Linked DNA regions of Homo sapiens: regions 2 and 3 are each linked to region 1. The links are chromatin loops, found by intact Hi-C in ENCODE. Cell type or tissue: heart right ventricle. All regions are shown on one strand.

Region 1 (8,000 bases):
CCTGAAACTTATTGCTGTATTCATTTATCAGTTCTAGGAGCTTTTTGGATAAGTCTTTAGGGTTCTCTAGGTATAAGATAATGTGATCAGCAAAGAGTGACAGTTTGACTTCCTCTTTACCGATTTGGATGCCCTCTTTCTCTTGTGTGATTGCTCTGGCTAGGACTTCCAGTACTATGTTGAACAGAAGTGGTAAAAGTGGGCCTCCTTATATTGTTCCAGTTCTCAGGGGGAATGCTTTCAACTTTTCCCCATTCAGTATAATGTGAGTTTGTCATAGATGGCTTTTATTATCTTAAGGTGTGTCCCTTCTATGTTGATTTTACTGAGGGTTTTACTCATAAAGAGATTTGGATTTTGCCAATTCTTTTTCTGCATCTATTGAGATGATTGTGTGATTTTTGTTTTCAAATCTGTTTATGTGGTGTATCACATTTATTGACTTGCATATGTTAAACCATCCCTGCATGCCTGGCATGAAACCCACTTGATCATGGTGGATTATCTTTTTGAGATGCCGTTGGATTCAGTTAGCTAGTATTTTGTTGAGGATTTTTGCATCTATGCTCATCAGGGATTTTGGTCTGTAGTTTTCTCTTTTGGTTATGTCCTTTCCTAGTTTGGGTATTAGAATGATACTTGCTTCATAACTATCCTCTTTATTCTGCATTTCCTGGGTTTTTTCTCGTTATCATATATTTGTTTCATTATTTCTTAATGATCCAAATTCTCACCCCTGGAATATAAGCTCCTTGAAAGCAGGGACTTGATTTATGCACTGCTGTTTCTTACTACTTAAAACAGCACTTCCCCTATAATGGCATTCAGTAAGTATTTGTTGAACTAATTCCCTGAGAGCCCATGTAAGACAGTGAAAGACTTTCTCTGTCTCTGTGAAATTCCAGATTTTCCCAGAAGGGAAACAGGAATTTCAGAGCATGCAGAGCCCAGAGTACTATCAGAGAAAGTGGAGGAGCTGGCTCTCAGACGTTCTTTCATCCATGTAACCCTCTAATGCTTTAAGAATTGCACTGTTATAGGGTTAACTCCGTGGGGTCATCTCTTTTGGAAAATCTTAGTTAGGGAAGTCAGATGTGTATGATAGCTAAAATAGTTGTTAACTCCTAAATACCTATAACATTACAGGTACTGAATAGGATTTTATACAACAATCCTAAAACATAAGTAATATTATCCCTATCTTATAAATGAACAAATAGACAATGCCAGAAATGGAACTAAATTACTCAAGGTCACAAAGTGAGAAAGAGGCAAATTTAAGGGTTTGGGTTTAGATTCTCTCAAAAGCAGATCCTTAGTTTAGGTTCTCTCAAAAGCAGACCCTGCATCAAAGATTTGAGTACAAGCAGGTTTTTGAGGAGGAGAACCCAGGCAGTACTATGAAGAAGCAGAGAGGAGAGGCTGGGAAGGAAGGAAAGCCAAAGAAGGGGATTTAATGTGTAAGTAACTGGGGCTGCAACCCAGTAGGAACTGCTGAGAAAGTGTGTGGAGCACACCTCAGAACTGTCCCCCACATGGACGAGGAAGCGAGGCAGTTATCCACCAAAAACGACCCTCGTTGGTCAGGAATTCCTTCTGTAGTTTTAACTTTTCCACGCTTCTGACCTGTCCCACTTGTGGACTAAGACACTAGATGTCCATCAAATTCCCTGAAGCAGAAAGACACAGGAAACATTTCAGCCTGAAAGGGAACTGACCAGAGGTGACCTCCAGGATGGACTGAGGGAATGCAGACAGGGCAGCGAACGTGTCTGCCACACATGCAGGTGGTCCGAGAGGAAAATCCACTGCTGTCAGCATGTTATTACACCACTCGTCTAATTATCTCCACTTCAGACCTCAAATTTATGCAGGATTTGTAGACTCACCTATTTCCCACATCCTACAACCCAGCTAGTCTTCTTGATGGGTTATTTTTATGTACATAGTTTTATTCACTCATTGGTTCAGCAAATATTTGTGAAGCCTCTTATTTGTGTCCATTCAAGGGATAGGAACTCAATGATGAATAGAGCAGTTTTGTCCTCGAGAATTCTGCTCGCAGGTTATAGAAGAGACATAAGTAGGCCAACAATTTTGATAAAGTTTGGGGAGACTATGAGATGGAAATGGGTAGAAAGGGAAGCAATGGTAAACATTTGTCACAACCCATTGAATTTCACGTTAAAAATGGTCTTTTGTTGTATGTGAATCATACCTCAATACAGCTGATACGTATATTTTAAAGGTTAGGGATAAAGGAAATAAGCAATTAGGTCTTATCACCGCTATTCTAATGTAACATGTTACAACCCAGGAAACATAGAACACAGTTGCAATTTTGAGGCTAAACAGTGGACACTAAGAAAAAAGTTTCTAAAGCTCTAGTGTATATCTGAGTCACCAGAAAGCCTTGTGAAAACACCAATAGCTGAGCCCTGCCACCAGAATTTGTGATTCAGTAGGTTAGGGGTGAGATCCGAGAATTCACAGTTTTGATGGAGTCTCCAGTGATGCTGATACTCTTGTTCACAGTCCCACACCTCTAGAAATAACATATGACTGTACTAAGGAAATGTGTTCAAATCATAGTATGATATAGACTGAAGAATGCAACATTTTCCCATAAATAATAAGTGAATTGTAAATTTACACTGCAGCCCAAGACTGCTGGGGTGCTGGTCTGTTTCTTAATGTAGGTGGTGGTTATATGGGTGTGTTCACTTTATGAAATTTCAGAGATGTACACTCATGATTTGTACACATTTCAATATGTATCAAAATTGAACAAAAAGTTTAAATAAAAAAGAAAAAAAAAGGAATGTATGGTTCATTTCCATCCCAGTAGCCCCCTTAATGAAGTGCTTTTCGAGACATATGTATGCTTTATTTAGGGCTTCTTTAACCTAATATAAAAAGAAATCAACTTTCATGAACTTTCACTGAAAATATTGAGCCATATATCTTTGCCTCTAACACTATCATAGGATCCTAGAACATGTGACGTTCTCAATGGTTTGCAGATGAAGGAGAAACAGAAAACGAGCTAAAACACATTTGTTTTAGACTCTCAGAGGAGTAGGAGGAGGGAGATTAGTGTTTTCTAATGGAAAAATACAGCCCCAAAGGAGCAGCCACTTGCATCTTGAACATTAAAAAGCAATCACAAACAGTGCTTCATGCAGCCACTGAGCAGTTTCTGGAGAATTGAACTGAATTTCCTCCTCTCACATTTCTTTTAAGAGGTGCTTTGCCATGAGAGTATTTCCAAGAATTGGAGAGTCACAATAGTTACAAATACCACTGGCCTGAAGAATTCTTGGCACTTGAGGAGCTGTAGGGATTTATACATTAGTTGAGCACAGAGTTGGTGTGTGAGGCTGCATGCTACCAAGACAGGAACATCCATCGGGTTTCAATGGCACCTTTAAATCACCCAGCACTGTGGGGCAACAGGCAGGACAACTGTCTGCATTCTGCTTCCTATGCAATTGTTTAGTCATGAGATGGCATGTTCTCTCCTTTTGCATTAAACAGCAGCTCCACTGAGGTTATAATAATCGTAGTGAACGTTTGTACCATGTGGTGCCACTAAAAAGCCTCTTTGCATGTTGTGCCTTCTACTGACCAGAGTTTCTGTGAGCCCAGCTCCTTCCGTGCTTCTTGCTCTGGGTGCACTGCCTGAGATTAGCACTCAGCTTTGTCTGGCAGTGGTAATTAGTGTGATGTGCTGTGATCACCCCCTGGTGTTGAGTCTGTGCAATAACAATAACATCTGACCTTGGTGTCAACTTCAAAGCAAATCGGCAAAAGCTAAAAGGTGGCTTGATCGACCTGGACTGCTGCGCATTAGAGTTTCAAAAGATAACATTACCACATAAATAGCCTGCCAGGGATGGAGGAGGGGTGAAAAGAGGCTCCGAGGTAAGAGGGTTTTTCTATAGGAATGTTCTACAATCATTTCAGCATTACACAGCAACTCTGTTGGTGGAGATTATAATAATCACACTGAACATTTGTATGGTGCAATGCCATTAGAAAGGCTCTTTCCGTGTTACAGTCATTTCCCACGATTTGGTGGTCTAAATATAAAGAACCACCAAATGCTTAGTGCTCAGTACTGTGCTACTCGTGCTGAAAAGGACACATGTGAGCGCATGACGGGTGGTATCTTCCAGGCTGCCTGCTGGAGCATCTGGTGGGGTGGTCACAGTCCTAATGACTGTGTGTGCCTCTCAGGCCTCACTCACGCTGCTGAAAAGATTGATTGAGAGGAATTAATCCCATCTAAAAAATAAACTTGAGGCCATTTACTAAACGTCACTAGGTCATACATCTGTCTATATGTCAAGTTAAAGGTTTGGGTAGAAAATTAGCACCAGGGTCTAGGCCTAGTTTTAACCACCAGTTTCCCCTCACTTGAGTACTGGGAGTTGCCTTAGCTAGGAATGTCTTGGTAATGTCTTCATCCTGGTATTATTCCAGAATCTCTTTGCCATACTGGTTTTAGGTCTTGATTCAAGTTTTTTTTGTCTATTTCTTACATTAATGTGGCTGTTTGCTGAGATTCTTAATACTCAAATTGTAAAGAGTCTCTGGTTGCTTCTAGCCTGAAATAAACAGAGCTGAAAAGGTAATTTCTGTTTTCCACTGTTACTCTTATCATCTCTGTTTCTAATTCCAATTGCGCAAAGACTCACAGCACAGAAAGTACAAAATGTGGAACTCCTAACTAGAACTACCAGATTTTCCCTGAGGGATGGGACCCACCCAGCTGAGAGCATGGACATAGTTGATTGGCTACACCTTCAGAGTCGAGGACCAGACCTGGGGGTTTGGAGAGGTCATCTATCTATTCATTTATACACACACACATGTAAACGTATATACATACACATACCCATGCACACATGATGTACATATGTGTATCACCTCAAGATGCTGTGTGAGGATTACATGGCAATACCTATAAACCACTTAGAATGATATTGGACACATAGTAAACCTGAATAAATGTCAGCTATTATTATTTATTCTTTATATATCAGTTCACATGTCATTTCCTCCTGGAAGCCTCCTCTGATCCTTGGCTAAGTTTAGCTTCCTTTATTGTGTGTTCTTTGAAGACGTCTGCCTTTCTTTTAAAGCATTGATATAATCTGAAACTTAGATCTGTAGTTTCACAGATGTCTCCTCACTCTACATTGCCAGCTCTGTTTTTTCCTATGACTGTATCTCTGGAGCCCAAACTCTGTTAGGTGGCCAGTAAATACTTGTCAGTTATTTTAGCTGAATGAATCTCTGAATCCCACTGAAAGTCTCCTGCTTAGCAGGGAATGAGGAAAGGGAAGGAAAGACATCTCTAACTAGAGGCTGAGAAGAAAACACAGTCTAGACTCAAACACTCTTCCTCTCTGGTTATTTTCAGCTTTCTAATCTGCAGCAGCTAAGCTTAAGAGCTGCTACCTCAGGACTAAAAACTTATAGCAGGGCATGGTGGCATGCACTTGTAGTCCCAGCTGCTTGGGAGGCTGAGCAAAGAGTACTACTTGAGCCCAGGAGTTTGATCAGTGAGCTATGATCGCACCATTGCACTCCAGCCTGGACAGCAGAACAAAACCTTTTCTCTAAAAATAAGTAAATAATAATTTTTAAGTGCCTTGCTTGGGGGTTGTGAGATCATTATTATTCAATTGCTTGGGGTTCAGTACACATGAGCCACAAATGTCCTCCAAAAACCCAGGCTCTGGGGCAGCCTGACCTTGAAGATGTAGGATAAGACTAAAATTGTCCATCCAATGTGTGGGTGTGGTTTTTGGGGTCCCTTTTCACACTCATATCATCTCTTTTAACCATAAGCAATAATTGTCTTCTCTCCAAAGATCAGATCAAGTGCTCAGTTGGTTCTTCCTCCCTGTGTCCCCCAAACCATCCAGGAGCAGGGGCTTGAAAGATTTACAACACTTTACACTACTTCAACAGCTATTTTAGGTGAGTTTTGGCTCTGGACTTTTAATTGCATTCCTTCATTCATACAGAATGGCCCAGCTTAGGTGTGAAAATTGCCTCTAAATGTGATTGGTATTGATGAAATTCCTATTTGGAATAAATAATACATAGACTACACAGGGAAAGGGATGATAGATAAAACAAATTCAGGCTAAAGCATGAAGACTCTCAGTTTCCTCTGAGCTATCTATACACTGCCCAAAAAGTTCCCCATGGGAAACCACTTATGGTCTTATAGGGAACGAGGACAAATTCTGAGGCCTTTGTAGCACCAGAGCATAGCCCTGAGATGAAAGAATCTGAGTGCTTTTAGTCATCCATGACTAGAAAGGAACTGGGACATAGTAGGTACCAATAAATATTTGATTAATTAATGAAAGTCCTTTAGACTAAAATCTCGTATATATTTGCTGTATGCTGATATACATTTTACAGTGAGATAATCATCTTCATCTTCATAACATGTATGAAATGATTGCTCTGCGTCCTGAGCTAGGCCTGCACACATCAACCAATTTAATTTTTGCAACAGTTCTATGACATAGGTGCTGTTAGTATCCTCATCTTACAGGTGAACAGATCAAGGCTCACAAAAATTAAGTCACTGGCCCAGGCTTGCACTAGCACTAGTAAGACTCAGATCTATGCGATTCCAAAGCCCAGGTTTTTGACTACTCTAACATAAGTAGCCTATGAATTAAGGAAACTCCCATAAAACATTAGGGTTCATAACTTAATAAATATGATCTTATTGCTGAATTTGTATTTCCCTTCATAATGCTCAAATTGACATTTTTTTAAAGATAAGGCTGGGCACGGTAGCTCATGCCTGTAATCCCAGCACTTTGGGAGGCCAAGGTGGGTGGATCACGAGATCAGGAGTTCTAGACAAGCCTGGCCAATATGGTGAAACCCCTTCTCTACTAAAAAAGATACAAAAATTAGCCGGGCATGGTGGCACACGCCTGTAGTCCCAGCTACTCGGGAGGCTGAGGCAGAAGAATCGCTTGAACTCAGGAGGCAGAGGTTGCAGTGAGCCGAGATTGCGCCACTGCACTCCAGTGGCACTCCAGCCTGGGCGACAGAGCAAGACTCTGTCTCAAAAAAAATAAAAAAAAAAATAAGGCTTTTCCAGTTAGTGGTTATTATTCCCTCTTAAAATTAGCAGGGTGATTTTAGAAATTATAATCAACCATCATTCTTTGCTTCTAACATAAAGAAGCATCTTTACATCTAGAGAGTAAAACATGAGAGGATGTACTAAGGTCTCTGTCAATTCTATCTTCACATGCTCAGCATCATCCCGTTTTCTATTAAATGTCCTTTGAGAGAAGTCACCTGCATAATTACCATAGGACCCCTGTCAACACTGAAAAGGATAAAACTCATTGTCTGGAACTTCTATGGCAGAGAGAGACAAATTATTATGACATTATGAATAACAGTGTCATTATTTGATCTGTGGCAAATTAAAAAACACAGGACAAAGTAACATAATTTAGAAAATCAAAGGTGCTGGAACCAGCATACAATACAAACTTTCCAAATCTAAGAATATGAGGGAGGTGCTAAAAAGGAGATCCCTGCTATAAATGGGCATGGGAAACTTTGGGGATAACGGATGTGTAGTGATGGTGCAATGATTTAATGGATGTGTCTATGTCTCAAAAGTTAGCAAATTGTATACTTTACAGCAAATATGTATGGTTTACTGTATGTTAACTACACCTCAATAAAATTATATGTTTAAAAAATCATATGAAATCAATCTCAGTTGGCTGAAGTTTTTGAAGCCATATATTAGAGAGATATATTTAAACCAATTAAGATAGCCCATGTATAACTCCATACTGGCATAGAACTTCACAGAATATGTTCAAATACTTTTTAAATTTTATTTCGCACCAATCCTGTACACTGGAAAATGAAACTTGGAAAAAATAAGTTACTAATTGAAGGTCCCGAACAAAGATGTTAGGTCATCTGACTGC
Region 2 (8,000 bases), 190 kb before region 1:
AGCCTTTCGGGCCTCCTTTTCCCCAGGCCTGTGGGCTGCTCTGCTCAGCTGCACTGAGAAAGTGCCTCTTCCTGGAGCACACGCTCTTGGTCAGGCCTTGGTGGGTTGGTGGCTGCTTCTGACAGAAGTTTTTGTGCATATTTTGTTTCCTTAGAGAAAAGCCTTGCCCCACTTCCTCCTACTTCTTAAAGACTAAAACTCATATATTGCCTCTCTATGGGTTTTCTTAACCACCCAAGCAAAATTAGTCATTATTTTCCCTCATTGTTATGATTAACTTTATATGTCAACTTGGTGAGGCTAAGGTACCTAGGTGTTTGGTCAAATACTAGTCTAGATGTTGCTGTGAAGGTATTTGTGAATGTAATTAACATTTACAATATTTAAGTAAAGCAGATTACTCTCCTTAGTGTGAGCGGTCCTCCTACAATCAGTTGAAGGCCTTAAGAGCAAAGACTGGGGAGGCCAAGGCGGGCGGATCACCTGAGGTCGGGAGTTCCAGACCAGCCTGACCAACATGGAGAAACCCCGTCTCTACTAAAAATGCAAAATTAGCCAGGCATGGTGATGCATGTCTGTAATCCCAGCTACTCGGGAGGCTGAGGCAGGAGAACCACTTGAACCCCAGGGGCGGAGGTTGCAGTGAGCCGAGATCGTGCCATTTCATTCCAGCCTGGGCAACAAGAGCGAACCTCCGTCTCAGCAGGGGGGGTGGGGAGAAGCAAAGACTGAGGTTTCCTGAAAAAGAAGGTATTCTGCCTCAAGACTGCAGCATAGAAATCCTGCCTGAGTTACCAGTCTGCTAGTCCGCCCTACAAGTTTCAGATTTACTAGCCCCAAAACCAGGGGCTGATTCCTTAAAATCCCTCTTTCTCTCTCTCTCTCTCTCTCTCTCTCTCTGTGTGTGTGTGTGTGTGTGTGTGTGTACATATATATCCTACTGGTTCTGTGCCCTCTCTTTCACCTGGAAGGAGAGTTCAACTGTGCCAGAGGCTTCAGAGTATTGGTTTTCAGTGTTCCACAGAAAAGCATCTCTTGAACAAGGTGAACTTCATTTCAGAGTATTGTCATTGCTCCCTCTCTGCCTCATAAATACAGGCTGACAGATTGAACTTACCTTTGATTGCGAAGTCAAAGTGGTAACTTTCTATTTAACCTTTTGTTTGGAATGTGGATCATTTCAGAATGAAAGGTCTGTACTTCCCAAGTGGCATTTTAATCAGAGGGTGATTGTGAAGTGAATGTGAATTTCATTCTTCTGTTGAGAATCCTTTAACCAGCTGCTGTGCACAATAATATCTTATACCTGATAGTACTGTATATTGTATGAGGACCTTTTATATACAGTAGTAAGAGCTCAGTAAATGTTAGCTACTCTTCTTCTTTAATCCTGACAGCAAACCTGGAGTTGGTTATTGATGTCAAATTGCAAAGGCAGCTCAGAGAGGTTAAGGGGTATATAAAGGTCACACAGCTAGTAATTCAAGGTTATAGGTATAGTCATGCTTTGCTTAGTGACAGGAGTACCTTCTGATAAATGCATAGTTAGGTGATTTTGTTGTGGTGCAAACATCATAGCATGCACTTACAGAGCCTGGAGGATATTGCCTATGGCACGTCTGGGCTATATGGCATAGCCTATGGCTCCTAGGCTACAAACCTGTGCAGATTGCTACTGTACTGAATCCTGTAGGCAATTGTAGCACAGTAGTATTTGTAAACCTAAACACTTAAAAGATACAATAAAAATATAGTATAAATGATAAAAATGGTATACCTATACAGGGCATGTACAGTGCTGTCAGGACTAGAAGTTGCTCTAGGTGAGTGAGTGAGTGACTGGTGAGGGAATGTGAAGGCCGAGGACATTGCTGTATACTACCACAGACTTGATTTTATTTATTTATTTATTTATTTTTAAGGTTTCAGAGATTTTAACTAACACAAATGACTGTGCCTAGCCTTTAAATCTATCCAAGGCAAATGGAGTGAAAGCTTTCTAATTATTTGGTGCTTCATCTGGCAGTGATGTCAGAAAAACAGGAGCCTCCCTCCTACATCATCCAACTGACTTCCTTTAGCTCCTTGTTCTCTTCGATCCCAGAATTCTCACATGGGTTCATTTCTGCCAGTAGTCACTCTGTCCATAGTTGTAGTGCACATAGTACCTAAGGGAAAACATTAGAAAAATGAGAGCTTCTTTCGAGGGAAAAAAAAAAAAAAACACTAGCTTTGTTTCTGTATTGCTGAGGGTACTAGCATTGATGTGAATTTTCTGATTTTTTCTTTTAGAAATTTAGAAAATAACTTAGTCAAACAATATTTTAGAAGTTAGAGTGGCAGACTTTTTCTGTTTAGAGCTCATGTCCCATAGGGGGAAATGTCTTTTGAGAATTATATGCAATTAAATAAAGAAATTGAATAAGTTATGTGCATATAAATGCTATATGCTTACATGGCATTAAATTTATTAAAAATGTCTTTCTTTAATAATAAATTAACCTTAGCTTACTGTAACATTTTACTGTTTCAAGTTTTTAATTTTATAATTTTTTTACTCTTTTGTAATAATAGCTTTAAACACAAATACATTTTACAGCTGTACAAAATATTTTCTTTCTCTATATCCTTATTATATAAGCTTTTATGTTTTTTTTTCTTTTTCTTTTTTAAATTTTTTTGTTGTAAACTAAGATACAAACACACACATGAGCCTAGGCATACACAGGGTCAGGATCATCAATATCACTATTTTCCATCTCCACATTTTGTCACACTGGAAGGTCTTCAGGGGGCAGTAACATGCATGGAGCTGTCATCTCCTGTGACTAGAATACTTTCTTCTGTAATATCTTTTGAAAGACATGGCTAAGACTGCTTTACAGTTAACTTTGTTTTTAATAAATGGAAGGAACACACTCTAAAACGGCAAGAAAAAGCATAAGATAGTAAATACATAAACCAGTAATATAGTCATATATTATCATTATCAAGTACATGTACTGTACATAATTGTATGTGCTATATTTTCTTTTTTCTTTTTGTGGGGGATAGAGATAGAGTCTCGGTATGTTGACCAAGCTGGTGTCAAACTCCTGACTCATGTGATCCTCCTGATTCCACCTCCCAAAGTGCTAAGATTACACCACCATGCCCAGCCTATACTTTTATGTGACTGGCAGCGCAGTAGGTTTGTTTACACCAACATCACCACAAACACATGAGTGATGCATTGTGCAATAGCATTATGATGGATATTATGTAGTCACTAGGCTATAGGAATTTTTCAGGTCTATTATAATTATACGGAATCATCATTGTATATGCAGTTTATCATTGACTGAAATGGCCTTATGCATGTATGTATAATGTATATGTGTGTGTATATAATAGTAGCCACTGCTTATTATTAGGTGCTCTTTACATGCCAAACATTTACTAACAGTCTTACATGCATTATTTCTTTTAATTATTGCAACAACCTCATGAAATAAGTACTATAATTAGTCCCATTTTGCACCTGCAGAAATTAATGCTAAAAGAAGGTAAGTGGCTGAAAGTTATACAACTAGTAAAATGATAGGGCGAGATTTTAACACCAGCTCCATCTGCATCCAGAGCCCACAGCCTTAGCTGCTACCCTCTATGGCTTTTGTACCTACAAAGTATTCGTGTGTACATGCACGTGAATATTTGTATGTGCACATTGCATGTTTCTGTGTTTCAAAAAGCAATAAAACAGCTCACGCAGTTACTAAGAAGGAAAGCCAGAAGTTGAATTAAGACTTTGTACTCTTCTTCACACCGTGGCTGCCTTCTGGAGTGCTTGTGGCTACCGTTTTAACCCACAGGCTTTTTTTTTTTTTTTTTTTTTTTTAATCAACACTAGTTTTCAGTTAGCTCTGATGATCAGTGCCAGGAAGAACATGGGTCACTGAAATCCAAAAATAATCCCTGAAACATATTTTATGCAATTTCCTGTGTTAAAATCTCCTGCCAGAGCTGTTAAACATAGTCTTGGAGATGAGATGTGTCCAGGTTGACCTCATTTTCCTTCCCTGTCCTTCCTGGGATGGAGACTCAAACCAATGCTCAAATGACCAAGGCTGGGAAACAGGAGGGAAGGCTGAGGGGAAGATGTTGGTGGAAAAAACTTTAATGACATACATGAGGGATTGAATAACTGAGGATTTGGGGGCTCCATTATATAAATTCTTAAAAGTCTAAGAGCAGGAATGAGAGGGATGAAAGGAGAAGGCATGAATGCGTGGCAGGGGCATTTAATTGATCCAGAATGGGATTTTGCACTTTATGTACATTTGATGCATGTTTGGTGAATAGATGACTGATTGATTGGCTGAATGAAGGATTAGAAATTGTTTAAACTCAACTGATCTTTCACACATATAGCATACCTTAACTTAAAGGAACAAGACCTGGAATCTTTATCTCTCAGTCACCCAAAAAGGGGTATCATGAACAGGAACTGTTTGAGGAACCTCTGTCAATTTTTGACAGTCTACCATCTAATCCCTCAGTCCTATTAGCACCTGATATCTCAGTAATCCCATGTTATGTGCAGCCTTTGAGTGAACAAGTAATCTTCTCACCAAGAAAAGGAATCTTAAGTTCAACCAATCTGACTCACTCTCCTACAACTGTGAATGGCATGAGGGTCTCACCACTGGTAGAGGTCAGTAGCAGTGCAACACCCTGTGTGTCCTACATTGTCTTTCTTGAACTGTCTGCTGCCAACTTCCAGAGCATCTTTAGCACATACACTTTCTTGGAGCTTTCAGTCCTTCGGCCAGTTTGCAGCCCTGACCCTGACCAGTCGACCCCCTTGCCATGGCCCTTTCAATGTAGGCAACATGCATCCCAGGCCTCAGGTTGCCTTGCCCGTGAGTGAGCTTGCACTCAACTCCTGTCTGCCCAGCCCCACCAACAGCCTTAGCCAGACCCACCCCAGAGGCTGTCTTCTGCTTGCCTAGTACAGTAGTCCCCACCCTTGGCTTCATCTGTGTTTCCACTTTCCAGGAATTCAGTGCTCAACTGTGTTCTGAAAACATTAAATGGAAAGTTCCAGAAATAATTCATAAATTTTAAATCACATGCTGTTCTGAGAAGTGTGATGAAATCTTGTGCTGTCCTGCTCTGTCCCACCCGGGACATGAATCACTCCTTTTTCCAGCATGTCCACGCTGTACACGCCACCCGCCTTTCGTTGCTTAGGAGCCATCTCAGTTATTAGATCAACTGTCTCAGTATTGCAGTGCTTGTGTTCTAGCCACCCTTATTTTACTTAGATGGGCCCAGAGCACAAATGTCATGTTACTAGCAATTCAGATATGCCAAAGGGAAGCAGTAAAATGCTTCCTTTTTTTGAAAAAGTGAAAGTTCTCAACTTGATAAGAAATAAAAAAATTATAGGTTGTAGTGTTACAATGGCCCCAGGGTACAAAAGTAGTGTTACTAGCAATTCAGATGTGCCAAAGAGAAGCAGTAAAATGCTTCCTTTGTATGAAAAAGTGAAAGTTCTCAACTTGATAAGAGATGAGAAAAAATTATAGGTTGAGGTTGCTAAGATGTATGGTAAGAACAAATCTTCTATTCATGAAATTGGGAAGAAGGAAAAAGAAACTCATGCTAGTTGCTATCCCACCTCAAACTGCAAAAGTTATAGCTACAGTGCATGTTAAGTACTAAATTACCAAGGAAAAGGCATTAAATCTGTGAGTGGAAAACATGAACAGAAACATGTTTGGATTGACAGCAGTCAGGTCTGGTACTACCTTCTGTTTCGGGTATCCACTGGGTGTCTTGGAAAGTATGCCCTGTAGACATGGGGTGACTGCTATACTGGAGTGGCTCAGAGATCTTCTCCAACAAATGAATTGAAACTGTACCTCAAAAGAGGTCTAAATCTCAGCTTAGGGAGGGGGCTTCCCTTCCAAATTTTGTCTTCTTCAGGTACTCTCCCTCAGACCTAGGGTATTCTTTAGAGTTCTTTTTATGTATTTATAGCGTCTCATAGTTACTCCTCTGTTATAGTGAATAATCCTCTATATTAAACTTTTCCTGTATGATTACTGTCTCCTAACTGAAAGTCAACTGATAAAGAATTGGTAGTGGAACTAGTTTCACAAAGATGGGATTCAGAAATTGTCAAGATATTACTTCCAAGATGAAAGAAGAGTTGATTCACTCCATGTCACCTACCATAAAAAAGAGGCATTTTGTTTGGTAGGCCTTCTTGTATTGTTTAGATCATGCACATGGGTTGAAGTGCAGGGCTGAGCTCCTTGACTATGGGGAATAGGATACTAGGAATCCATGGTATAAAGTGATATAGTAACTAATCAAGCTGTAACTTGTGGTTTACTGTGACGAAGAGCCAACTGAAACAAGCACCATAGGATCCAAAGTGGTTGCTGCACTTTACTTTTATGGCTAATGATGACTACAAGGACTATGATTTGAGATTGATTTTTTAAATGCACTTGAGTACTTACAAAAAAGAAAATGACATGCTCAGATTCTTCAACTTTTAGCTTAAGTGACTATCTGAGAACTAGAGAACTTCCGTGACAGCTTTGAAAGGATTTCCTTTTTCTTGTAGCCACAGTGCTAATATTGCTGAAAATAAAAAGCAACCATTTAGTTGCATGGACTGCTGAATTCCAAAAGTTAAATCCACAGTCTTGTCAAGTTTCCCAATGTGAAGTTGAAGACATTGATTAGAAAATGATGAAATCCTTAAACTTAGAATGTCGGCATCTGGTTGGATCCAGAGAAAGCTGAAAATTGGGAATTCCCATGTGATTTTGAGTCTTCCTTATCTAGAGAATTAGGTTCCTCTTTGTTGCCTACCTTGCTTGGAAATCCTGTGATAACCTCACCTGGGGCAAGAGCCTTGAAAATGGATGCTCATTTCTCTCAAGACTTACCATAACCACACTTTGTCGCCACTAGACCCATAACTAGGGTGAAATTTCACCATGCTCCAAGGGGCCGGGACACACTATAACTCATGACATTGTAGCTTACAAACCAAAAGAATTGCAAGACTTTGCTACTGCATATGTAAAGAAACTCAGGGAACATGCTCAGGAGTGAATTCTAAAGGTGTTAGACCAAGTGGCAGCACTTAGCCTGAAAGGGAAGGTGGTAATATTTATCATAATAGATATCAGAGAGGTACCAATAATCAAAATGCTTGGACACACAAGAATATCTGTCAGTAGGTTAACTGATCATGGTTTCCAGGGAATTAAATAGATACATAGCCTACTAAAGTGTTTCTTGACTGATCAAATAAACTCTAAATCTAGAGCAAAAAACTTGAGTCCCCACATTGAAGAGTCATGGCCTCTCCCTGAGTTTCCAGACCTTAGTCAATTCACAGACTCAGCAGCCCTTAATTGAAGGGGTGTAAACAGAATCCTGTGGCCACTAATTAGAGTGAGAATGTGCTGGAGAGAAGGAAATACTCAAACCTTTGGGGGAAATTATTGGATAGTCATCTGAATTAATGACAATTCCTGGGGACCCAAAATGCCAGTATGGCCTGATAGTCAAAGTGGGGCTTACAGTGATCAAATAATAAATAGTATCACAACTGGCTCAGTTTGTACCCACATTGGCTCTCTGACCATAGGGTGAGGGTGATTATGTCAGGACTAAATGAAAGCCCCTGGAACATTTCTTCACTATCAAGATAGTAAACTACAAGCAATATCTCATCCCTAGAAAAATTGCCAAGATTAATGCTACTATCAAAGATTTAAATATAGCAGAGGTGGTGATACCTATCACATCCCCATTTATCTCACCAATTAAGCCTCTAATAAAGTCAGGTCGATCTTGGAGAATGACCAGAGACTATTGTTAACTTAATCAGATGGTGGCTGTAATTGCTGCTGCTATTCTAGATATATTATCTTTTCTAGAACAAATCAACATTAATTCTGGCACTTGGTATGCAGCTATTGATCTGAATA
Region 3 (8,000 bases), 56 kb before region 1:
CTTTTGGTGTTTTAGACATGAAGTCCTTGCCCATGCCTATGTCCTGAATGGTAATGCCTAGGTATTCTTCTAGGGTTTTTATGGTTTTAGGTCTAACGTTTAAGTCTTTAATCCATCTTGAATTAATTTTTGTATAAGGTATAAGGAAGGGATCCAGTTTCAGCTTTCTACATATGGCTAGCCAGTTTTCCCAGCACCATTTATTAAATAGGGAATCCTTTTCCCATTGCTTATTTTTCTTAGGTTTGTCAAAGATCTGATAGTTGTAGATATGCTGCATTATTTCTGAGGGCTCTGTTCTGTTCCATTGCTCTATATCTCTGTTTTGGTACCTGTACCATGCTGTTTTGGTTACTGTAGCCTTGTAGTATAGTTTGAAGTCAGGTAGCATGATGCCTCCAGCTTTGTTCTTTTGGCTTAGGATTGACTTGGCGATGAGAGCTCTTTTTTGGTTCCATATGAACTTTACAGTAGTTTTTTCCAGTTCTGTGAAGAAAGTAATTGGTAGCTTGATGGGGATGGCATTGAATCTATAAATTACCTTGGGCAGTATGGCCATTTTCATGATATTGATTCTTCCTACCCATGAGCATGGAATGTTCTTCCATTTGTTTGTATCCTCTTTTATTTCATTGAGCAGTGGTTTGTAGTTCTCCTTGAAGAGGTCCTTCGTGTCCCTTGTAAGTTGGATTCCTAGGTATTTTATTCTCTTTGAAGCAATTGTGAATGGGAGTTCACTCATGATTTGGCTCTCTGTTTGTCTGTTATTGGTGTATAAGAGTGCTTGTGATTTTTGTACATTGATTTTGTATCCTGAGACTTTGCTGAAGTTGCTTATCAGCTTAAGGAGATTTTGGGCTGAGACAATGGGGTTTTCTAGATATACAATCATGTCATCTGCAAACAGGGACAATTTGACTTCCTCTTTTCCTAATTGAATACCCTTTATTTCCTTCTCCTGCCTAATTGCCCTGGCCAGAGCTTCCAACACTATGTTGAATAGGAGTGGTGAGAGAGGGCATCCCTGTCTTGTGCCAGTTTTCAAAGGGAATGCTTCCAGTTTTTGCCCATTCAGTATGATATTGGCTGTGGGTTTTTCATAGATAGCTCTTATTATTTTGAGATACATCCCAACAATACCTAATTTATTGAGAGTTTTTAGCATGAAGGGTTGTTGAATTTTGTCAAAGGCTTTTTCTGCATGTATTGAGATAATCATGTGGTTTTTGTCTTTGGTTCTGTTTATATGCTGGATTACATTTATTGATTTGCGTATATTGAACCAGCCTTGCATCCCAGGGTTGAAGCCCACTTGATCATGGTGTATACGCTTTTTGATGTGCTCCTGGATTTGGTTTGCCAGTATTTTATTGAGGATTTTTGCATCAATGTTCATCAAGGATATTGGTATAAAATTCTCTTTTTTGGTTGTGTCTCTGCCTGGCTTTGGTATCAGGATGATGCTGGCCTCATAAAATGAGTTAGGGAGGATTCCCTCTTTTTCTGTTGATTGGAATAGTTTCAGAAGGAATGGTACCAATTCCTCCTTGTACCTCAGGTACAATTCAGCTGTGAATCCATCTGGTCCTGGACTCTTTTTTGTTGGTAAGCTATTGATTATTGCCACAATTTCAGAGCCTGTTATTGGTCTATTCGGAGATTCAACTTCTTCCTGGTTTAGTCTTGGGAGGGTGTGTGTGTCGAGGAATTTATCCATTTCTTCTAGATTTTCTAGTTTATTTGTGTAGAGGTGTTTGTAGCATTCTCTGATGGTAGTTTGTATTTCTGTGGGATCGGTGGTGATATCCCCTTTATCATTTTTTATTGCGTCTATTTGATTCTTCTCTCTTTTCTTCTTTATTAGTCTTGCTAGTGGTCTATCAATTTTGTTGATCCTTTCAAAAAACCAGCTCCTGGATTCATTAATTTTTTGAAGGGTTTTTTGTTTCTCTATTTCCTTCAGTTCTGCTCTGATTTTAGTTATTTCTTGCCTTCTGCTAGCTTTTGAATGTGTTTGCTCTTGCTTTTCTAGTTCTTTTAATTGTGATGTTAGGGTGTCAATTTTGGATCTTTCCTGCTTTCTCTTGTGGGCATTTAGTGCTATAAATTTGCCTCTACACACTGCTTTGAATGTGTCCCAGAGATTCTGGTATGTTGTATCTTTGTTCTCATTGGTTTCAAAGAACATCTTTATTTCTGCCTTCATTTCATTATGTACCGAGTAGTCATTCAGGAGCAGGTTGTTCAGTTTCCATGTGGTTGAGTGGTTTTGAGTGAGTTTCCTAATCCTGAGTTCTAGTTTGATTGCACTGTGGTCTGAGAGACAGTTTGTTATAATTTCTGTTCTTTTACATTTGCTGAGGAGAGCTTTACTTCCAACTATGTGGTCAATTTTGGAATAGGTGTGGTGTGGTGCTGAAAAAAATGTATATTCTGTTGATTTGGGGTGGAGAGTTCTGTAGATGTCTATTAGGTCCGCTGGGTGCAGAGCTGAGTTCAATTCCTGGGTATCCTTGTTAACATTCTGTCTCGTTGATCCGTCTAATATTGACAGTGGGGTGTTAAAGTCTCCCATTATTATTGTGTGGCAGTCTAAGACTCTTTGTGGGTCTCTTAGGACTTGCTTTATGAATCTGGGTGCTCTTGTATTGGGTGCATATATATTTAGGATAGTTAGCTCTTCTTGTTGAATTGATCCCTTTACCATTATGTAATGGCCTTCTTTGTCTCTTTTGAACTTTGTCGTTTTAAAGTCTGTTTTATCAGAGACTAGGATTGCAACCCCTGCCTTTTTTTGTTTTCCATTTGCTTGGTAGATCTTCCTCCATCCTTTTATTTTGAGCCTCTATGTGTCTCTGCACATGAGATGGGTTTCCTGAATAGAGCACACTGATGGGTCTTGAGTCTTTATCCAATTTGCCAGTCTGTGTCTTTTAATTGGAGCCTTCCTCTGGAAGTTTTGTCTCAGAGGACTACCTAGCCGTGTGAGGTGTCAGTCTGCCCCTACTGGGGGGTGCCTCCCAGTTAGGCTGCTCGGGGGTGGGGGGTCAGGGACCCACTTGAAGAGGCATTCTGCCCGTTCTCAGATCTCCAGCTGTGTACTGGGAGAACCACTGCTCTCTTCAAAGCTGTCAGACAGGGACATTTAAGTCTGCGGAGGTTACTGCTGTCTTTTTGTTTGTCTGTGCCCTGCCCCCAGAGGTGGAGCCTACAGAGGCAGGCAGGCCTCCTTGAGCTGTGGTGGGCTCCACCCAGTTCGAGTTTCCTGGCTGCTTTGTTTACCTAAGCAAGCCTGGGAAATGGCGGGCACCCCTCCCCCAGCCTCGCTGCTGCCTTGCAGTTTGATCTCAGACTGCTGTGCTAGCCATCAGGAGACTCCGTGGGCGTCTCGCTGCCAGGACCTTCCCAGCCATGTGCGGGATATAATCTCGTGGTGCACCGTTTTTTAAGCCCGTCGGAAATGCGCAGTATTCGGGTGGGAGTGACCCCATTTTCCAGGTGCCCTCTGTCACCCCTTTCTTTGACTAGGAAAGGGAACTTCCTGACCCCTTGTGCTTCCCGAGTGAGGCAATGCCTCGCCCTGCTTCAGCTCGTGTACGGTATGCTGCACCCACTGTCCTGTGCCCACTGTCTGGCACTCCCTAGTGAGATGAACCTGGTACCTAGGATGGAAATGCAGAAATCACCCATCTTTTGTGTCGCTCACGCTGGGAGCTGTAGACTGGAGCTGTTCCTCTTTGGCCATCTTGGCTGCTTCCCACAATAATTGTTAAGTAGTCTTTAAGGTTTATAAATCCCTTTCATATGTATTATTTAATTTACTCCTCATGACAGCCATATAAGGTATCATCATTACTTTCCCTGTTTTGCATGTTGGGAATTGGGCCTCAAAAAGGAAAAATGATTTATTTGTCCAAGTTTACTCAGTAAGAATCAGAGCAAGTTTTCAGGCTTTGTTTCCCTGACTTCAAATACTAAGCCTTTTTATTCCCCAGGGCATGAACTCCCACTCAAGTTCAAGTGAAACTGCTTAGAAGTAGTATATATATATTTATAAGTATAGTGCAAACAGTTAGGTCCCAATGATACTTCATTGTCCAAATGCAATAACTAAAATTTTTTGAGAACTTCAAGCACTGTCTAAACACTTTGTGTGTACTGACTCATTTAATCCTTATGAGAATATTATGAGGTAGTCACCATCATCTTCATCATCTTCATTACCATCTTCTTCCCCATATTACAGAAACTAAGGCACAGAAGTGTTAGAGATAATGATGAGCATCTCAAATAGCTCATGGTAGATCTGGGATTTGGACCCAGGCAATCTGATGTAAAAGCCCCTGCCCTAAATCTCTACACTCTGCTTCCTATTACTGAGACTGGTCATAAACATCTGTCACTGGAACCATCCCTCTCAGACCTAGCACATGCACCAGAGCTCAAGGGTGAAATAGGAGTTTCAATGTAATCCATTGTTTTGGAACTCATAATCCAGAACCTATTGTGTAGTTTTGTTCCACCATTCATTCACTTACTCATTGAAACATTCACTCATTCATCCATTCAGTGGATACCTACAGATCTCTTACTGCATGCCAAGGTTTCTGCTGGGAGCTCTGCCAGCAACTGTGGGCCCTGGGCCTCTCCGCAAGAGTCTCTCCCATCCTGCCTCGTGATGTTAATCCACATACCTTCATGCTCTCTCTGTGGTGCCTCCAATCCTGCACACAGCATTCCAGGCATCTATGCACGGATACCCCCTTTCCACTTACACAAAGCCCTTTATATTCAGCAACATTCTATAGCTCCTCACAGCAAACCCTAGAGGATGGAGCAGTCATTGTTGCTGATTCCCACTTACAGATGAGAGAGTTCAACTTTTGCTTTTTTAGTTAAACCTCTGTATCAAGGTAACTCTCAGAAAAGTCTTCCAATAATTAAATATTACATTTGGAGAGTGAAACATCATTGGCTCTCAGCCACAGGGCTACAGGGGTGTTATGTATAATTGGATAACTAATAATAAACTACCAAAATTTGCCAGTAATTTTTTTCTAAAAAGAAATTTATGTGCGTTCCATGTTATCTCTGTAAGAACCTAGCTTTTACTTGCATTTCTATATGTTTTCTTTTGTAGAAGTAACAGTGCTATAACTGGTGGGTGCTAGGAATTGCTCCAACATGCAATCTCTCTGTACCACAGCCCAGGGGAAGCTGTTGTCAGGAATAGTAGCTTGTCCAAGGTCACATAGTGTCAGAACCGGGACTCAAATGAGGTCCCAATTCCCTAGACTATTGGTGATTTTTTTTTCCACTCCATGACATCCTGTCCCGCTTTCCTACCTCAACTCTGCCTTTTGGAATCCTACCCTGAAAACCTTGTTTTAACAGGGTGGGACCAGGGCCAGAAAAGGTCAGAACGAGTCCACTTACAATTTTTGGACACACTTCTGGAAAGGCTTCCCACAACACCAACAATGACTGCCAGGGCCTGCCAACAGCTCCCAAGTTCTAAGTTGCCAACCCTCACCAAAGATAGCACATGCTAGTCTAATTATTTCTTACCCTTTCAAAGCAAATATTCCTGAAGAAAGACTGGCCTATCACTTGTTAAAATGCATTGTGAGCATTTCTAGGCACTCTGACTAAAAAAAAAAATTTTAAAGCTCTGTCAGTTTCATGCAAATAGTGTGTAAGTTGAAAGCGTACTGTCAAATATTCGAGCCCTGAAGGGTTTGAGGCAAAACCAAGAGAAGCAATCAATGAGGAGATTTTTCATGGACCTTGGCTCATTTACATTCTGCTAATTTACTGAGACAAAGTGAAGCCTGGCAACTAATTGAGAAGGCTCTTGATGCTGGAATATTTTGTGTAAATGAAAACCTGCCAGTCTGGTTTTTTTTTTTTTTTTTTTGAGAAAAATATGCTTCTAAAGACAGAATTATTTAATATTATAGATGTTTAGATTTCTACATTTAAAAGTGTAAAAGTGGACATAAAACATCTTAATTAAATCGGTTTCTCTGCAAAGGACTGAGCAATGGCTTTTGGCTCCTGAAGGCTGGTATTAAATTTAGTGTCTCTTGCAGAACTGAAGTCTTTATGATACCACACTGCGGTAACTGTGAGTGTGGTTGCAAGTGTGAATTATTTGTGCTGAAGGCCTAGGGAATGCTGTTATAACTTAAACTGTTTTAGATCTACAAAGAGCAAATAACTGGAACAGATAAGATTTCCCATTGTCACATGCTGTGGCTTGGAACTCAGACACAGGGAGCCAGTTGGGAAGAGAAATAGGGAAACTTTCTTTATATCTTTTATCTTTCTGACCAAATGAAAGGTATAAACACAGGATTCTGAACTGACTAGCATGTTCATGCAAATGCAGGGAGCTAGGGGAACAAACCCAATGAAGATATTTTACAGTTTGGTATTTTTCGCTCCCCTTCAAATTTAAGGGCAAGACACTTTGCCTGGTATAGTGCCCTTTGGGTTTGGAAAGCACATATTGGGGCTTAATTGAATTGTTCCTTATAATAGTCTGGGACCACACATGTTAGTTACCTCTGCCCCATTAGGCCACAAGCTGGTCCATGATCACCCTTCTTAATTTGCATTTTTGGCTCCTGGTATCAACATCAGGACACTCATTCTGAGGCAGAATGCCAAAAACATAGACCCCAGACGCCCTAATCTAAGTGTTCTAGTTCTGTGATGGTATGAGATTGAGTTAGGCAGACAGAGGACTGGTGAACTGTATATGGATTCTGAAACTGTGAATTGTGCATCTTCTGAGTAATTGGTTTAGAAGCAATCAGGGGTTTAGCTAGAACAGTCGGGTTTCTGGTGTTGGCAGCAGGCTCTTGGAGTGCCTTCGTAATGTTTCATCCTCTTCACGTGTACAGGGCACAGTAAATCAGGTATTTGTAAGTCAGGGCTGCCTGTGCCAGAAGCATGTAAAAATAGCATGTATTGAGTACTACTGTGAGTCAGGCACAGTGCTAAGTGCTTTGCATACACAATCTTCTTCAATCCTTACTTTAGTCCTCTGTGATGTGTATTCTTGTTAACATCCCCAAAAGAAGACAGAAAGGCTAAATAATTTGTCCAGAGTGAAAGACCTGGTAACTGGCAGAGGCAGGATTTGACCCTGTCCGAACTTACCAAGTGCAATGAACAAAATACTACTTCCAGGTAGAAAGAAGAGAGTTGAACATCTAGGTAGAAAGAAGAGAGAAAGCCTCTAGGGATCAGGATGAGTCATGCAGCAGGTCACCGAGCAAGATGATTAAAACACTGGAATCAAGGAACAAATCTCCAAAGTCAGTTTCCAAGAAATGTAATTTAAATGTTTCATGCAATAGCATCTTACCTTTGATCATGATATTTTTCAAAGTTGACTACTGGAAACACAAATTAAAAAAAAAAAAGCTTTAAAGTTATCCATAGAAGATCAATGTAAAGTTGAAACTCACATGTACAACCTGTTAAGGCACAATGTCCTACTTTGTGGTTTTCACACCAGGCTTGGGAGACTGCAAACACTTATTAATCTTATGCATGTGGCTGGGTGCACAAAAGCCAGCCCATGCATTTGGCCTTTGGATAGGAAACCCACAACTCACACCAGGAGGACATATGTCCTAAAATTTCCTTGAAGAGAGGTAGGCAAATTCTTATTTCACAGGCTTTTGGAGCAACTGGGTTAAGTGATCCCTTCTGTCTGTCTCCTTGTTCTTCTGCCACAATGCCAATGGTCCAGGCTCTTCACAGGGGTAAGACAAATTCCTGAGTGCCCAATGGGCACTCTACACTGGAGATGGAATCAGGGCACCATCTTGGATCCAGTGAGCACCCTAGGAAAGTAAATCTCACTCAAAGATGAGAGGGCTGAGTTCCCTCCACCCTTCCTAGTCAGCTGCCTTGAATTGTCTATTGGCTACTTCTGGGATGTTTTTGTATTTCCTGGGCTGGTCTGATTTTCTGTTTGTTTGGTA

Evidence for each region. Peaks named below come from ENCODE experiments on the same cell type or tissue, not always from the same donor. Only the 100,000 strongest peaks of a DNase experiment are listed, where the experiment ranks them.
Region 2: a loop joins it to region 1, with 4 times the contacts of the local background. A loop is called at or near these places in 7 of 110 quality-filtered maps.
Region 3: it touches region 1 in a loop (6-fold over the local background); 3 of 110 quality-filtered maps call a loop at or near these places.

The regions. Positions count from the first base shown.
Region 1 is chr11:103,678,225-103,686,224 of GRCh38, reverse strand. No RefSeq gene overlaps it. Among named protein-coding and RNA genes, the nearest start is that of MIR4693, 170 kb to the left of the region's middle. RefSeq lists an enhancer at 3,566-4,284. In heart right ventricle, a CTCF peak has its summit at 3,750 (motif pointing left); a DNase peak (open chromatin) is centred at 3,724; H3K4me3 peaks cover 527 bases; H3K27ac peaks cover 1,137 bases.
Region 2 is chr11:103,868,122-103,876,121 of GRCh38, reverse strand. All of the region lies in intron 3 of PDGFDDN (PDGFD downstream neighbor), which reads left to right. Among named protein-coding and RNA genes, the nearest start is that of MIR4693, 22 kb to the right of the region's middle. In heart right ventricle, no CTCF peak of the experiment used is centred here; DNase peaks (open chromatin) are centred at 4,951 and 5,201; H3K27ac peaks cover 1,374 bases.
Region 3 is chr11:103,734,650-103,742,649 of GRCh38, reverse strand. No RefSeq gene overlaps it. Among named protein-coding and RNA genes, the nearest start is that of MIR4693, 110 kb to the left of the region's middle. RefSeq lists an enhancer at 2,933-3,478. In heart right ventricle, no CTCF peak of the experiment used is centred here; DNase peaks (open chromatin) are centred at 3,427, 4,636 and 5,381; H3K4me3 peaks cover 866 bases; H3K27ac peaks cover 4,884 bases.